Regions from separate parts of the Homo sapiens genome. Here region 1 is linked to region 2. The links are chromatin loops, found by intact Hi-C in ENCODE. Cell type or tissue: CD14-positive monocyte. All regions are shown on one strand. Each heading gives the region's core, and the rest is flanking DNA. Links, peaks and the distances in the headings are about the cores only.

Region 1 (2,915 bases), core at 249-2,748, 87 kb before region 2:
CTAATCCTTAAGAAACTATCACTTGTTGAATTTTGACATGTTATCAAAGAAGCATATCCATGATTACGTTAAAAAATATAATATTCTTCTTCCCTTTCCCAAATACATCTGTGGATGATTTTTTCATATATTTCAATCAAAATAACATAATGCAACAAACTGAATGCAGAAGCAGATATGAGAATCCAGCTATCTTCCATTAAGGCAGACTTTAAGGAGATTTGCAAAAATGTAAATTAATGCCTCTATTCTCCCAAAATGTTTTCTTTTAAAAAAGTTATTTTTCACAAAAAAATTTTAACATGTAAGGGGTTTATTATTATAATTTTTTTTTTTTTTTTTGAGACAGAGTCTTGCTCTGTCGCCCAGGCTGGAGTGCAGTGGGGCGATCTCGGCTCACTGCAAGCTCCGCCTCCTGGGTTCTGACCTGAGGTCAGGAGTTCAAGATCAGCCTGGCCAACATGGTGAAACTCCGTCTCTACTAAAACTACAAAAATTAGCTGGACACGGTGGCGCACACCTGTAATCCCAGCTACTAGGGAGGCTGATGCTGGAGAATCACTTGAACCCAGGAGGCAGAGGTTGCAGTGAGCCAAGATTGTGCCACTGCACTCCAGCCTGGGTGACAGAGCAAGACTCCATCTCAAAAAAAAAAAAAAAAAAAAAAAAACAACTTCCCAGTTTCATTCTGAATATGGCAAATAGCAGTAAGCATACTAACATAAACAAAAGTTCTTCAGGATCCACAATAATTTTTAAGAGCTTAAGGAAGTCCTGAGACCATAGAGTTTAAGCATCACTGCCCTAGATCTCAATCACATCCCATGGCCACAATTAACCTCCACAGGTGCTTGACTCTAAAATTTTTCTCTAATCCAGGCTTCACCTCCAATTTCCATTTATACAACTGCTTACTTAATATCTCCACTGAGATGTCTCAAAAGTACCTCATACTCAACATATCCAAACCCAAACTCATGATCTCAATCTCTCAAACATGGTCCTCTTTCCAGTGTTCTCTCTCAGTGAGTGGCATCATCATCCATTGTAACCTGAGTCATCCACGACACTTCCTTCTCCCTCTCTCATATTTAATCATTCGACAAATCCTGACTATCTTGCCTTCCAAATCTCTCTCAAATATATTCAACTTTCTACTTTTATCACAAAACCCTCTATCTCTCTGGATCATAGCCTCCTATCAAGTCTACAAGCATTTGTTTGTTTTGTTCCCACTTCCTATCTCTCCTTACTCATCCTTCCTAGCTCTAGGAAAAACCACTTCCCCTTTCTTGGCCAGGCACGGTGGCTCACGCCTGTAATCCCAGCACTCTGGAAGGCCAAGGCGGGAGGATCACTTAAGCTCAGGAGTTCTAGATCAGCCTGGGGAACCTAGTGAGACCTTGTCTCCATCTAATTTAAAAAAAAAAAAAAAAAAAAAAGGTCACACCTGTAATCCCAGCACTTTGGGAGGCCAAGGCGGGCGGATCACTTGAGGTCAGGAATTCGAGACCAGCCTGGCCAACATAGTGAAACCCGATCTCTACTTAAAAATACAAAAAGTAGCCAGGCATGGTGGCGTGTGCATGTAATTCCAGTTACTGGGGCGGCTGAGGCAGGAGAATCACTTGAACCTGGGAGGTGGAGGTTGCAGTGAGCTCAGATCACGCTATTACACTCCAGCATGGGTGACAGAGCAAGACTCTTGTCTTGAAAAAAAAAAAAAGAAAAACCACTTCCCCAAAGACCACTCTGCCCATCCCCACCTCTCCAGGTCTTGTCCCTGCTTCATGCTGTCACAGTACCCTGAGCTTTTCCTTCATGACATTTAACACAGTTTGTAACCACATTTTTTCCCCACAATTATCTGTTTTCCCTATTAGACTATTAGGCACATAAGGTGCTGTATTTGTTTTGGTCATCACCATATCTTTCCAAGACCTAACATAAAGTAGACAATTTAAAGTTAAAAAACTTGTTCCTGTACAGGTATTTTTTTACCTTTTAGTGTAAACATATCAAAAAAGATTTTTTTACCACTGTGTTCAATAACTTTGGAATCCAGACTCAAAACAATGTTCCTTGGATATCTCTTGAAGGATACACTAGGAAATGATTAACAGTGGTTTCCTCTGGGAAGAGGAACCAAGTAACCAGGAGACAGGAAAGGGAAGACAACGGACTTTTTACTGTATATCCTTTTGTGCCCTCAAAATTAAGTGACATCATTATTTTTTAAATAAAGCCTACTAGCACCTAAAAGCATCTTCTGAGATGCTCAATTTCCAGAGGACATAACTTTCAAATTATATTCAGATTTAGTAGCAAGATCTAGAAATGCCCATAATACATATTTATAACATTAATACATATGATGATCACCTATTTTGATGTGAATACAAAATGCTCATTAGCTAATAACTCATATTACTATTACTTACTTTTTTTTTTTTTTTTGGAGGCACGGTCTCACTCTGTCACCGAGGCTGGAGTGCAATGGCACAATCTTGGTTCACTGCAACCTCCGGCTCCCAGGTTCAAGAGATTCTCCTGCCTCAGCCTCCCAAGTAGCTGGGATTACAGGCACATGCCACAGTGCTCAGCTAAATTTTGTATTTTTAGTTGAGATGGGGTTTCACCATGTTTGCCAGGCTGGTCTTGAACTCCTGACCTCAAGTGATCTGCCCACTTCAGCCTCCCAAAGTGCTGGGATTACAGGCATGAGCCACCGCACCCGGCCATGTTTACATTACTACATTTTAGAACTCGATACATCAGGTAAAAGCAAAAACGAATCTTGAACGTGTTTTACTTTCTGGAGCATTACCTTGATAAGTTCAGGCATTAATAAGAAGCACTGACACATCATAGAAGAAGTTATATTCGTTGAACTTCAGAAAGACACTGTCAAAATG
Region 2 (2,915 bases), core at 177-2,676:
GCCAGGCTGGTCTCGAACTCCTGGCCTCAAGTGATTGGCCTGCCTCGGCCTCCCAAAATGCTGGCATTACAGGCGTAAGCCACCATGCCCGGCCAAAATGACAACATTTTAGTATTGTACTTTTTTTCAAGAATATACAGTTATTTCAAATATTTTCAATTTTGCATTAACATTATCATAGTTTAGTGGGTTTTTTAATAGTTCAGTAGTTTGAGGGCTGAATTTTTTCCCTCGTAATGAAAAATCTTATAATAAAGATAAAGGGAATTCTTTAGGATGCTGCAAAAAAGATAATTCTTCTCTTAAAATTAATGTTACAAGACTCTTGGTTGCTGTTGACATCCAGATCAACAGACACATGATGATCTTCGGAGAAAACATGTTCAAACTCTGAAAAGCACGATCCATGGCCACCAGGTGCTTTAGAGATCACTTCTTTGATGGGGGTACTGTGACGTTACTCCTCCAAAAATAGTGCAAATACCAGCAGAAGGTGGTGCTACACTTTTTTTATTTGTTTTATTTTTGAGACAGGGTCTCACTCTGTCACCCAGGCTGGCATGCACTGGTGCAATCATTACTCACTGCAGCCTCCATCTCCCAGGTTCAAGTCATTCTCCCACCTCAGCTTCCTAAGTAGCTTGGACTATGGGCATGTACCACCATGCCTAGCAGATTTTCTTTTTTCAGTAGAGACCAGGTCTCACTATGTTACCCAGACTGGTGTTACACTCTTCAAACGACTATTTGGGGGAAGAGGCTTCTTTTTTTTTTTTTTTTTGAGAGAGAGAGTGTCTTGCTTTGTCACCCAGGCTGTAGTGCAGTGGCGTGATATCAGCCTCCCAGGTTCAAGCGATTCTTGTGCCTCAGACTCCCAAGTAATGGGGATTACAGACATGTGCCACTACACCTGGCTCATTTTTGTGTTTTTAGTAGTGATGGGGTTTTGCCATGTTTTCCAGGCTGGTCTTGAAGCGGGATATTTCCCTGACCTCTTCGTGGGATTGGCAACAGGGGTGCCTCATTTACTCAGCCTATAGCTCTCGACTCCTCATGGGAGGGAGCATGTGAGTGAACAAGGTGGGAACCGGAGTGCACGAGTGCTGGAACCTGCTGTTCACTTTGGTGCCAGCAGGGGCAAACTCCACTCACTTGGACCTGCTGCATTCCTCCCCATGTGGGAGGGAGTGCACAGGTGAGCATGTGCAGGAGCTGGGGTGAGCACTTTTGAGGCCCCATAGCATGACTGGGGAGGTGGTGCCCACAACCCTTGAAGCCCCAGAGGGCATGTTACAGTGCTCTTTTAGCTCTGCTGTCCATGGACAGCTCAGGTGTTAACAGGTCCGTGGGCCCTTTTGTTTCCGCGCCTGTGGTTCCCAAGCTCTTGTCCAGCATCCAGGAAAAATGAGGTCGCACAAACAAATTGAAGGATGGTAAGTGTGGGGGATTTTATTGCTGATGAAGTGGCTCTCAGTGGGAAGGGGAGATTAAAGGGGATGGGGGTAGGTAATCTTCCCCTGAAGTCCAGCTGTCTTTGGCCAGATTCTTCTTCAAAGTTATGTCACCAAGCTGTTACTCTGAAGTTAAGCCACTTCTCTCCGATGTCCAGCTGTAGTCTCCTATGTCCAGCTGCTTCTCCTCTCTGCCGGCTGAGTCTGGGGTATTTATAGGCACAGGATGGGGGGTGGACCATGGATGGTTTAGGAAAAGGCAACATTTGAGTGGGAAAACAGGGATAGAAGTTCTCACTTTGGGCCATGGCTTTTCCACGAGGGTGGGGCTTCATCAGGGACCTGCTGTTGTCTGCCTAGAGTTTCTCTACCTCCTGTTGTTACCAATCTCAAACTCCTGGGCTCAAGCAATCCACCTGCCTTGGCCTCCCAAAGTGCTGGGATTACAGGAGTGAGCCACTGTGCCCAGCCCATGAAGAGACATTTTTGACTTAGTTCTCTTAGTTGTACCAGGAGACATGCATTCCAGCCCTAGATGTTTTTTTGTATTGCACAGTCATACAGGGCAGAGCATCCAGAATTTGAAGGCACTTGGCTGAATACACTCATGTGGAAGCTGGGTGCCCTTTTCTGACCTTTGAGGGCCTCCTGAACTGATTGGAGGGCTTGGTTTGTGATGTGGTAGTCTTTAAGTCACTGGCAATGAATATATAACCTGAACCCTTACTTTAAGCCCACCAAACGGCCTTTTAAACAGATGCTATGGTGTGGCTAAAACACAATATAAAGAAAAGATATGGAACTTCCTGGGAATTTGGAGAAAAAGTCCCAAAAGCTCCTGAGACTGATGACAACACCATTAATGAACCAATCTTGCTGTGTTGATTTCCTGTGATCAAGTCCTTCTATATGCACTGACATCCTGAGCATTCCTGTCTTACTGAATCTGTCAGTGTGTTGATGCTGAATGTTGGTGAGACTGTGGGAGGATCAATGCATATCTGGGATAATGAAGAAATGCCTGCAGGTTTATAAAAAGGAAGGGATTGACCCTACTCCCTATTACTGGAATACAGATCAGAGAAAATATGGTATATGTCATCATGGAGGATATGACTTGGGCCTAGAATGATTCTTCTTAAAAAATTATGTTTTTAAGATAGGGTCTCACTTGGTAGCTCAGGCTGCAGTGCAGTGGCACAATTATAGCTTACTGTAACTTCAAACTCCTCAGCTCAGGAGATCCTCTCGCCTTGGCCTCCCAAATTGCTGTGATTACAAGTGTGAGCCACTGTGTCCAGCCCTTGGGATGATTCTTCTCTTGGATTCTGAAGTTATCACATCTAAGATGCATGCTTATACCATTGATTTGTCCAGTGCTGCAGGCCATAACTGATTACTTCTGAAGCATAAAAGAAACAATATGGTTCAGGAAAGAAACAGGCTGCCTCTTTAAAAATAAAC

What was found. Peaks named below come from ENCODE experiments on the same cell type or tissue, not always from the same donor. Only the 100,000 strongest peaks of a DNase experiment are listed, where the experiment ranks them.
Region 1: a loop joins it to region 2, with 2.2 times the contacts of the local background. A loop is called at or near these places in 17 of 110 quality-filtered maps.

The regions. Positions count from the first base shown.
Region 1 is chr14:31,199,070-31,201,984 of GRCh38, forward strand. The region is part of intron 2 of HECTD1 (HECT domain E3 ubiquitin protein ligase 1); the gene reads right to left. Among named protein-coding and RNA genes, the nearest start is that of HECTD1, 7.3 kb to the right of the region's middle. In CD14-positive monocyte, for the core only: no CTCF peak of the experiment used is centred there; DNase peaks (open chromatin) are centred at 1,032 and 1,282; H3K27ac peaks cover 995 bases.
Region 2 is chr14:31,285,777-31,288,691 of GRCh38, forward strand. It overlaps the pseudogene NARS1P1. Among named protein-coding and RNA genes, the nearest start is that of HECTD1, 79 kb to the left of the region's middle. In CD14-positive monocyte, for the core only: CTCF peaks have their summits at 1,173 and 1,374; no DNase peak of the experiment used is centred there.